Linked DNA regions of Homo sapiens: region 1 is linked to region 2. The links are chromatin contacts, found by Hi-C or POLR2A ChIA-PET in ENCODE. All regions are on one chromosome and are shown on one strand. Each heading gives the region's core, a stretch centred on a gene start or an enhancer-like site at or near the end of the contact. The rest is flanking DNA. Distances are from core to core; before and after follow the strand shown. Region 1 has its middle 13 kb from the start of LINC02997. Region 2 has its middle 19 kb from the start of LINC02997.

The links. A loop is a pair of places that touch in the nucleus more often than their neighbours do. ChIA-PET counts read pairs that join two places held with the same protein, here RNA polymerase II (POLR2A). Pooled maps may share reads with other maps.
Region 1: a map of gastrocnemius medialis shows a loop between it and region 2 (2.9-fold over the local background). The contact joins two enhancer-like sites. A Hi-C loop is called at or near these places in 5 of 168 maps with a recorded cell type or tissue (Caco-2, Calu3, HepG2 and 2 more) and 3 of 50 pooled maps. POLR2A ChIA-PET finds 5 or more read pairs at or near these places in 2 of 52 experiments (SK-N-SH and common myeloid progenitor, CD34-positive).

The regions. Positions count from the first base shown.
Region 1 is chr5:67,803,840-67,809,538 of GRCh38, reverse strand. No RefSeq gene overlaps it. Among named protein-coding and RNA genes, the nearest start is that of LINC02997, 13 kb to the right of the region's middle. Within about 2 kb of position 2,703, at least 4 of the 41 ENCODE cell types and tissues checked have a DNase peak (open chromatin) inside an H3K27ac peak, as active enhancers do; they include gastrocnemius medialis, where a contact is called at or near this core.
Region 2 is chr5:67,771,466-67,777,517 of GRCh38, reverse strand. No RefSeq gene overlaps it. Among named protein-coding and RNA genes, the nearest start is that of LINC02997, 19 kb to the left of the region's middle. RefSeq lists a silencer at 3,043-3,337. Within about 2 kb of position 3,982, at least 9 of the 41 ENCODE cell types and tissues checked have a DNase peak (open chromatin) inside an H3K27ac peak, as active enhancers do; they include gastrocnemius medialis, where a contact is called at or near this core.

The sequences.
Region 1 (5,699 bases), core at 1,454-3,953, 33 kb before region 2:
AAATGGAGAAACATCAATAATTAAAGACCTAAGTATACAACTTAATAAGTCAGGGGAAGAAGACAGAAAGAAGAAAGAAAGGAAATAAACCATAGAAATAAGTAAAAACAAGGATATAATAAAGAGAATTCAAACATATCAGAAAGTGGGTCATTGTAAGGCCTAGTTAAATAGACAAACCTTGGCAGGAATGATCAACAAAAATGGAGAGAAGGTGCGAAGAATATTAGAAAGTGAAAGGGGTACAAGACTGATATCGTAGAGAATAAGAAGAAGTTAATGTCACAGAATGAATTTATGACAGTAAATTTGAAAACGGATAAAATGGACAATTTTCTATAAAACCAAAACATAAAATTGATTGTAGAAGAAGTAGAAAACCTGAAAATGTCTATTACTATTCCAGAAATTGGATCACAATGTAAAAATCCACCCACTGAGCATACAATGAGAAAGTGCCGTGGGTAGCGGATAGGAGAAGGGTACCCTCATCTAGGCTCAAAGCCTTCCTTAACTGGTACATTTCAGCTGAAACCTGAGTGGTGAGAAGAAGTGAGCTATGCAAAGGTCTGGAGAACAAAATTCCAAATGTAAGGAAAATCAAATGCAAAGCCATCTGAGGCAGTGAGAGAAACAAAAAAGGCAGAGAGAAACGAACAGAAATAAAAGTTAAATGAAATAAAAAAAATAAAATTCTTACACTTGTAAATTCCTAAACAGCTAACATTTATTAAGTTCAAATCTGTGCAAATCATAGAGCTCTGAGTTTTATATACATGATTCCCCGTCCTCAAACATCTTTGCAAGGTAGGTTCTATTCCCATTTTGTAGAAGGGGTAGCTGAGGCTTAGTGCGGTTAAATAAAGTGGCCCACAGACACAGAGCTACTGAGTAGCAGATCCAGGACTCAAACTGGTCTGATATGTAAGCCTGAAGTTTGAACCACTTGTGCTGTGCCTGAGGAGAAAGTGCCAAAAATAAATGCCAAAGGCTGGGGCGAAGGCTTTCATGTGTGGTCACTGGTTCAGCAGCATCATCATCTCTTGGGACTTTGATAAACATGCAACTTCTCAGATTCTCAGGCCTCATCCCAGACTTGAATCAGAAACTCTGGGGGGTTGTGTCCAGTAATCTGTGTTTGTTAAAACACAGTTTTAACAAACCCCTTAGGTGATAACCTCTAGTATAGAGCAACTAGAAAGGTAGAATGTGGTGATGACAATGACACGGACCTAAGAGTTAGACAAACTGGACCCCTGGTTTGAGTCCAGCTCTGCCACTTCCTTATATACGATCTTATACATCACTTAAAATTTCTTAGCCTTGAGTCTCTTATCCATAAAATGGAGATAATTATAGTATGTACATTCAGGTTTTTGTGAGAATTAAGTAAAAACAAATGTAAATATTAGTAAATCAATGCCCTGGCACATTAAGTGTTCAATACATATTTGCTGGTATTCCTCTCTCTCATGCCTGGAGTCTGTCTTCCCTTAGCCTTTCCACAGGTACTCTGCATCCTCACTTTGCACTGGGGAAGAGGAATTAGAAAGATGGAACTATCTGGAGTCTTTAAGTCCAGGTGAAAGATGACAGTATAATATAGTAACTATACTAGAGCAATAGAAGTGGAAAAACAGAGAAGGGGAGGTCTCAAGAGTGGTGTCTAAGGAAGCATGGTTGGAGCTTGGTGCCTGATCAGATGTGGGGAAGAGCAAAACAAAGAGAGATGACTCTGGGCCTCTAGTTTGGCTGACAAGTGAACTGTGGTTCCAGTGAGAAAATAAATTTAGCTGCAAGAACAGGCTTGGGGTTATGATAATGTGTTCATATTTATATTTAGACAAGTGAGTGTGAAGGTGTGTGGGTGGCAGACAGAAAGAGAGAGAGAGAGACTGGAACTATAATATCAGTTGACAACCTGATCTTCCTTGTAATGGAAATTGCCACCTTCTTTCTGTGGGTACCAATGTGTTGTTGGAGAAGGGTGCTACTTGCCAGCCAGCAGGCCCTGCTGGTCATGCCACATTCTGTCGATACCCAGCAATCATGGCTAGGGCTAAGCACAGCCTTAACACAAGGAAGTGTCATTCAGGAGACAGACTGTGGGAAGGGAATGAAGCCATCACTAATGAATAGGCTAATAGGACTTGATGAGCAGTGAAAATCAATGAGGTACAAACTGCCTGCCTTAAAAAATGAGCAAGGTAAAAATGGAAGAATGCCAAACCACAGTTTTATCTCCAGTCTGTGCTAGTCCTCACCTACTGAAACAGAATTCACACTAATCTTGCACCATCCCTGTCATGGTCATGGGTCATGATTATGGATTATGGGTCATAGTCATCAGTTCAGTTTATCCGATTCCGTAATATTAATTATGCATCTAAGTACTGTCGGCTAAGATACATAATTTATATTAATTATGGGCTAAGTACTGTGCAAGACACAGAGACTGCAATTTTTGCTACTCTTCGTCCTCTGCATAATCATCACTATTATTTTATCGCTCAACATTACCTATAAAGTGCCAATAGATCTCTTTAGCTGCTGCCTGTCTTGCAAAATTGAATCACTGTACTCAATTAAGACTATTTGTTATTTTTATCTGTCCTCCAGCCAGCACATGCTGTGTCTGTGTCACTTTACACCATTATCTCTAGAACAGGGAGCACCCATGACATCTGAAGCTCAAACTCTCTTGAGTACAATTCTCAGGATCTCTGTGGCCAGGCTTCACACTAGGCTCATGAGTGCATTAAAAGACATCCAGATCCACAGGAAGGAAGGCACTGATGCTGACTGAGATCTCCCACCCTGATTTCCTACCTAAGAAAGCAAGTGAAAAATAAGCCCTTCCCAGACAAACCCAAAGCCCTTAGAGTGGAGGCAAATCCTCCTCTGGACACAGATACTAAAGGATTCTGAGTTGACAAGATGAATTCAGCTGTTTCTACATCTTAAATAGTGTGACACAGTGAAATGATCAGTAGATTAGAAGCCTCGTATTCTGTTCCCAGCTCTGCTTCCTTGGGTAAATCAGTGCATTTTTCTGGGTCCCAGCTTTCTTACCTGTAAAAATGGCCACATTCAAAGCAAGCCAGAGTGTTTTAGTTTCTAAGCTTCTCCGTAACTTAGTTACTCACTAACTGCTTTAAGTAAAGGAGGCACAAAGTAATGTTTTACATTTTCAGGAATGCATATCCCTGGCCAATGCCATATCCCTTTTTGGTGGTCTAAGTTGCTTGTTTGCATCTGAATGCCCTGGACAAGCCACACATGGATTTCTTTGTTTAAGAGAAGAAGCACATGATAGTCCTTTGTCTGCATAGAGGTGGATTCTAGCATAGAAGCCATGCCCCACATGGGGCCTTTGTGGTGCTCTGTTGTCTACCATGGGTCCTCTGATGCGTGACTGCCTAATAGGACCATTAGCAGCCTGAACCACCTGATTTTTCAGTGTTTGTGCCTTCTGGTTTCAAGGCTGCCACTTCTCTTGACAAGTGGTGTCTGTAAATACGCAGACCTCTGTGGCCGCCTGGATTTATGAAGTAATGCTTTGACTAACCCATCCACTTAATGGTCCCTGGCTCCTGGTGGCTCCTCACACCTGTCCCAGATCCTGGGAGACTGCCTCCATTCTCAACGCACTTGGTTAGCTCAGGCCCAACACCTTGGCCTTTGTCTATGACTCACTATCTCCCACTGTCAAGATAACATGCAGATAGGATTATACAGAATGGTTCTTGACTGGCCTGAAAGAGGCTGTTCACTCAGTTGGAGGCTGAGAAGAGTTATCAATGTTAATTACTAAAGCTGCATTCATTTCTTGCTATTTGGTGTGTTCTAAAAACCCTACTAGGATAAAGGAATGGAAAGGATTTGAACTTGTTCTGCCTTTCTGATTAAAAACGGGCTTAAGAAATTTGCTCTAGTTTAGACCTATGCTTAAGGTCTAGTGCCACCACCTTTATTATAGGAGGCAACTTGAGCTAAGCAAAATGAATCGGAGCTGCATATTGTAGGCAAGGACTATTACTTGTGTTATTTTTGGCTGCCAACAAAATACCAGGAAAATTACAAAGTAATAGTTACCGCTGTGAAAGAGAATAAGAAATAAAATTAACTTTTTATGCCTAAGGAAAAGCTTTCCATTCCCGTTATTTTTACAGGGCAGTACAGGAGCCGTCTGTGGGTCTTGGCACCAGATATCACATAAACAATCATTTGCACACACTAGGAATCCAAATATATTCTGTTCCTGGGGTCTGCATCTATTACCTTGACAGGAACAGAGAAAGAGTTTTAATCAGATTTATTTTATATGTAGAAATTGCCTCTTTTGTCAGCAGGAAAGAAATCTAGTCAAATGGATAATCTTATAAAAAGTAACATAAGCATGTCTAGAACCAAATCACACCCTATAAGACTCAGCCTTTCTTTCTTTTCTCCCACTTGCCCCAAATTTACCACACAAACTTGGAAATGAGCTGCCTTCTCATTGCTTAAAGCACTGACGGGATCCCACAGAAGAGGAGAAAAGTTGTTGTCCAATTAAGCTCCACGTGTGCATTCAACTCTTGTTGAAAAATTTAAAGAAGAAAAGGCTTCAGGCGGTAGTACAACATTTAACATGTCCTCATAGCCTTTCCTACTTTACTTCAGGGTCAAAATCTGTAGAGTCCAGACGGCATTGATGGAGCATCCTGGAGTTTATAGAAGGTTGTCTGTCTGGAGCTGGGAAAAGTCCACAGACTAGGAAAAGGATATATATTATTATAAGGAATTGGCTTCCATGATTCTAAAGGCTGAGAAGTCTCAAGGTCTGTGGTCAGCAAGCTGGAGACCCACCCAGGAGAGCCAACGGTGCAGTTCCAGTCTGAGTCTGAAGGCCTGCAAAACAGAAGAGCCAATGGTTTCAGTCTGAGTCCAAGTCCGAAGGCAGGAGAAAACCTATTTCCCAGCTCAGAAACACCATCATAGACACACCAAGAAAAATCTTTAATCAAATACCTGGGAACCCTCTAGTCCAATCAATGTAACATAAAAAAATTATCCATCACATGGAAACAGTAAAGAAATGTAAGACATGATTTATAAATTCATTGATTCAGTTCAATTTAGGACCAGATGAATTCACAGATGAGAAAACATACTCAGATTGGTGTGGCTCACTTTGACTACAATTTATTTCTGGAGAGCCTATCACTGACCTGGCCAGTATTTGAGGCAGCCAAAGGAGTTTGCTTTATTCGGTCCCTACACAATGAGAAGATTAGACTGTAAGCTCCTCTGGGAGTAATGACACATCCTGTACTTTAGTTCTGGCTATGAAGACACTGTAGAAAAACCTAAATCTCCTTATTTTTAGCTCTGAGCTATCTTTGTTATGTTTTGTCTAGTGGCCAGTGTGGTGTTCTGTTTTGGAAAGGAGCAGGAAGGTAAGGGGTCAAGAACAAAATGCAAATATCTTTGAATGGTGTTTGTGATGAGCAGCCCAGGTTACTTCTAGGTGAATTGTGGTGGCCATTTTCATTGAGTAGGTGACAAGTGTCTGAACCCCGTGGCGAAAAACAGAGAATTTTGTAACCAAAAATTTGGATTCAATTCTGGCTCTGCCGTTTCCTACTAGCGAGACTTTTAGCATGTTCCTTAACCTCTCTGAGTCAAATTTTATTCATCTGTTAAACCAGGATAAT
Region 2 (6,052 bases), core at 2,733-5,232:
AAAAATGCAAATTGAACTACAATGAGCTATTATCTTACCCCAGTTAAAATGGCTTTTATCCAAGACAGGCAATAACAAATGCTGGCGAGAATGTGCAGAAAAGGGAACCCTTGCACACTGTTGGTGGGAATTAGTACAACCACTATACAGAACGGTTTGGAGGTTCCTCAAGAAACTAAAATTAGAACTATCATACGATTCAGCAATCCCACTGATAGGTATATACTTAAAAGAAAGGATATTAGTATACTGCAGAGATATCTGCCCTCCCATGTTTACTGCAGTACTATTCACAATAACTAATATTTGGAAGTAACCTAAGTGTCCACCAACAGATGAATGGATAGAGAAAATGTGGTACATATACACAATGGAGTACTATTCAGCCATAAAAAACAGTGATATCCTGTCATTTGCAACAACATGGATGGATCTGGAGGTCACTATGTTAAGTGTAATAAACCAGGCACAGAAAAACAAACTTTGCATGTTCTCACTCATTTGTGGGAGCTAAATAATTAAAACAATTGAACTCATGGAGATAGGGAGTAGAATGATGGTTACCAGAGGCTGGAAAGAATAGTGGGGTGGTGGAGGCAGGGTAGAGTAGGGATTGTTAGTGAGTACAAAAATTAGTTAGATCGAATGAAGATCTAGTATTTGATAACACAACAGGGTGACAATAGTCAACAATAATTTATTGTACATTTTAAAGTAACTAAAAGAGTATAATTGGACTGTTTGTAACACACAAAAAAGGATAAATGCATTGTGTGCCTGTATAAAAATATCTCATATACTCCATAAATAAATACACCTACTATGTACCCACAAATATTAGACACACACAGATACATGCATGCACTGACTCACAAAACTTTCTAAAATGCTCTGCTTAAATTCTTAACCCACAGAATCCGTGAACAAAATACTGATTTCTTATGCCACTAAGTTTTGGAGAAACTTTTATAGCACTATATTTTGTAGAACAGTTATTATATTTAACTACTATTAAGAAGATTTTGGTAACTAATATTAATTATAGTAATAATAGAAGAAAAATGGAGGGTAGTAAGTAGAAGTTGTTTAGTAGCTAGTTTTTTGCTTGATTTGGGAGAAGGGTAAAGATATTTAATAAACTCGGGCTTTGATAAGATTTTATAGTTAAGTTTGTAGGCTAAGCTTTTGAAAACAACCATTAAAAGAACAGAAATTTAATAAATGAATCCAATCCAGAAATGAAGGAAAAGAAAGGAGGTAATAATGAAAATTTCATACATGTATACAATCAGAAACAAACAACACAACATAACAATAATTGACTGATTCACATTTCTTTTCAAATTATCAGAATTCTAATTGATTTAGGCTACATTAAATTAAAAAATGCAAAGAGTAATAAGAATAATACTCCATGTCTTAGATTTTTAGATATTATACGTTTTAGAAAGTTTTGGTCTTTTCAGGTATGTAATTCACCAGGTAGGTTTTAACCCTTAGACTTTTAGAGGATACTGTGTATAGACAGAGTTGAAGGCCAGAGAAAAGTGAGTTTTATTAAACCATGTATCAGCATATTTTAGTTAGAAAATAGTGTCACCATAGTGATTGTTCATATTAGTTTTCCTTGGCCAGACTCGGTGGCTCACGCCTGTAATCCCAGCACTTTGGGAGGCCAAGGCAGGCAGATCACGAGGTCAGGAATTCAAGACCAGCCTGACCAACAATACAAAACACAAAAATTAGCCGGGCATGGTGTTGGATGCCTGTAATCCCAGCTACTCAGGAGGCTGAGGCAGGAGAATCGTTTGAACCTGGGAGGCAGAGGTTGCAGTGAGCTGAGATAGCACCACTGCACTCCAGCCTGGGTGACAGAGTGATACTCCATCTCAAAAAAAAAAAAAATAGCTTTCCTTTATTATTATTATTATTATTATCATTATTATTATTACTATTATTACTATTATTTTTGAAACTGAATCTTGCTCTGTCTCCCAGGCTGGAGTGCAATGGCATGATCTCAGCTCACTGCAACCTCCATCTCCCAGGTTCAAGTGATTTCCAGCTAATTTTTGTATTTTTAGTAGAGATGGGGTTTCACCATGTTGGCCAGGCTGGTCTCAAACTCCTGACCTCAAGCGATCCAACCGCCTCAGCCTCCCAAAGTGCTGCGATTACAGGCATAAGCCACCATGCCTGGCCTTAAAATTAGCTTTCTAAATCCCTCTACTGGAAATACATGGTAGGAAAGTAGTCCAAATAGTTTATTATAAATCACACAATAACTGATTTATTAAGAAAATGGCGGCAGTCTTCCCTCGGCCAGATACAGTTGTTTGTTAATCCACCTTATTTTTATTTAGATGACACACACACAAAATAGCTGCCATTTGTTACAGACAGCATTGGACTCAATTTGCCAACACATTTCACCAATTGTTTACCATTGTTCTCTGCATCTTTGTCTCTCCCTTTGTGCTTCCATCAGATGCAGTAATGAATGCATGCTGCAGGCACACTCTAGAATAGAGAAAAAAGGAGAAGTCACAGTTCTGTGATTTTAAGCTGTGTGCTCTTTTCTACTCTTCTCATCTGTACGCCAATGGGATCCAGCAAAGATGGGTGCCAGAACAAAGCAAAGCGGAAGAGGATGCCAGAGGGAAACCATGATAACTTTGTGGGGTTTTTTTTTTTTTTTTTTGCATTACAAGATAACTTTTTCTTTTCCTTTAAGACGTTTAATAGCATTTACTAAGATATCACTTGTTTGTCTTCATTCATATATTGCTCTATACTGAGTTAACCATAATTGTATGTGTCTTATCTTTTTATTTAGACTGTGTGCCCTCTGAGAAAAAGTATTTTTTAAATACTAGTATTTCTGGCATTTAATATTGTGTTGAAACATAGGAAATACAACAATGTTTGATGAATAAATAAATGCCACAGATGAGAAAGAAACTTTCTCATAATTTTCTCTATAATGAATTTGCTCTATAAAATGAGATTAAGAAGTCCACCCAAGGAATTTAATGACAGAAGTGGAACAAGAAACCAAAGACCTTGGCCTCCCTTCACCCCTCAAATCCAGCACTTTCCACAGTACCACACTCAAAATTCAGAAAGCTCAGGCTTGGAAGCCTTCAGATGCCTTCCTGGCAGGACTGTGTTAGGCACACCAGAATTGCATGAGACGACGCCTATGGTCTGTGCTGTTATGAAATATCATAACAGTGATCCAGTGGCTTTGATGTCTGCCAACAATTGCAAGTAAAGAAAGTGGTTTAATGACACAGGCATACTGTGAGCAAAATCCTTAGGTTGGCTCCTTTTGCCCTATAATATTTGTATGTGTAAGGAAACCTTTTACCCCTTCTACAGCTCTCTCTTTCCTTGAAAAGTCCCAAATATTAACCCTGAGAGATGACTTTCTACTTGCCACTGTAGAAAGAGTACTTACTTATCTGATATTACATACCACTCCTTCTTTGTCTCTGTGTTAATAACTTAATAATCTTGGGTGCACTTCCTGGAGTCCATAGACAAGAGGTAATAATTTTTCTCCTCACCATTATTCCTTTTCTGTTTTGTAAACTTACCCAGTATAGTACAATGATCTTCAACACCAAAAATTAGTTGGCAACTAAGTTGTAAGTTATGAATAATCCCCCAGTTATTTCCTCTGGGTAGGTTCATTGATTAGGATGTATTTTTCTCTTTCAACCTTATCTTTTAAAGGTCTTGTGAAGTTTTACCTTACATTTATTGCCCAGCAGACTAGAAAGACAGGAGAGAAGTGGTGGCAAGAAGAGCTGAATGGAATCGTTGATTATAATTGACAAAGAACTGCAGTGTGTGTGCAGAAAACAAAGAGACCTTTGTGTTGGTGGGAAGCATGTGACCGGCCGCCCTAATTTGGTCAGAGCTGTTCCATTTGCTCATCTACTTCTCTGGATGTTCTTCAAGATTCTGATTGAACCTGGTCTTTTCCACAACCTTTCCCATTTTCCCTGAGTCATCTTAGGGGATAAGAGCAAGAGAAGACTCCTGTTAACAGCCATATGATTCACCCTTCAGGCCTTTCCCTCAATTTTCTAAAACATAGTCTTGAAATAGTTTTGATCATGGATTAAATCAGTACAACATATACCCCATTTGTAAGTTATCCTCATGTACTGCCTATTCTGATACTTTATGCTAATATATTATGTAACATAAAACACACAAAAATTAGATTTAAAAAGATGAAAAATGAATGCAAATAGCAATTTTCTTAGTATTTTTCCTCTGCACCCTAATGCATCACCTTGTATACCTCCAGGGTGTTTACACCCTATTTTGGAGGCTCTTACCAAAAGATACTTATGAGTTGACCAAAGACAAATACAGTCCAATCTGAGAAGCTGCATCCTCTTTTTGAGGTCATTTGGGATTGTGACAACCAGGCAGCTTCCTCATGTTTCTGGATACTGCTGGGAAGACTGTTCCAAAAGGTACCCAAAAGCAAATACCCAACCCCAGTGTTCTAGAGACCAAAAATCTAGTCCCAGCCCTATCATTAACCAGCTCTACAACTCTAAGAAACTCATTTAAACTCTCTGAATTTGTCATTGGTGAAACAAAAACAAAAACGAAAAAACTTTCTTGCCCATTTCACCTAATTGCTATAAATATCAAAGACGGCAAGGGATTTGCAAGAATTTCTAAAAGAATAACACAGAATACAACTATAAGGTAGTATTGTTATTATTTTTAAAGATAGTGGAAGGAAGGAATATCCTACCTGCTCCCCTGCCCTCTGCACTGTTCATTGCATCAACAAAACTAACTCAATGCAGACACCCTCCCTCTTGCCCTCCTGTACTGTGTAAATGATCACTGGTGAAAATTGAAGCTGTTTAGTTTTAGATTTTAGTGAATACTTTCCCAACTCTTCCTCCCAAGATTTTAGAATCATAAAAGGTAAGAGGAAGATAATAATTTTAGAGTTGAAGGTAGCTGAAAGATTATCCCAGCTAGTATTCTTATTTTGTGGATGAAAATATTGAAGCTGAGTGAATTTCAGAGAGGCTAAATGATTTCTCCAGGATCACACAGCTAGGAAAGGAGCCACATCAGACCCTGAGAGCCATATTGGAACCTATTTTGGAATCCTTTTTTTTTTTTTCCTACAATGCTGCTACGGTTCCTTTCCTTCTTTCCATGCTGACTGCCAGGGCTGCTTCACATCATTATGGTACTCTAGTCAATCATTTATAATTCCTCTTCAGCTGTGTTTCTCTCAGGAGCAAACTATGTCTGTATTCTCCATTGCAAAAGATTCTCTTCTTTTGCATCCATATCTTTAAGTCTTACAAGTCAATTCCATCCCCCTAAACTGTCTCCAATTCTTTCTTACTGTTATTCAACTCCTACTCTGATCACCTCGTTAGCTACCCGTGATGTTTCCTTGTCAGGAAAGGACTGTGGATTAGATGGCCAGAGGTGGCCATTTAACTTGTCACGGAAGGCGTCTGCCTCTTCCAGAGCACTGACAGCTGTTGTGTCAGTCACACAAGGTAAAATAACCTTCTCACAGAGTAAAAATAAAATGGTAAACATAACCTTCTTACACAAGTCTCACACCAAAAGTAGGCGTGAATATTTTGGAGAGAATTTAGAAACGGGTGATAGAGATGGCACAGGCAGAAGCTGGTTAGATGGATATGTGTCCCTCCCTTCCAGGGTTTTTGTTTCTAACCAGGAGGTTAGAAACCATCCTTTTTCTTCTTTTTTCCCTTTCTTCCTTTGGCACCAGCCACTCCCGACCTCCCAAATACCCACCCAAATCCATCTCAGATTTAATGTGAAATTATGTTCATGTTGTATTTTCAATGGTTCCTGTTTTCTTCTACCTAGATCACTTTTAGGTATTTAATGGTCAAATATTCTCTATGAGTAAGATAGATTAAATCTCAGGATCCATGCTTCTAATGGGGCAAAAGTGAATTACTGAACACATTTAATAAAATGTCTCAGAAGGAAGCCTTGGCCCAAGTCATCACTGTAAGAT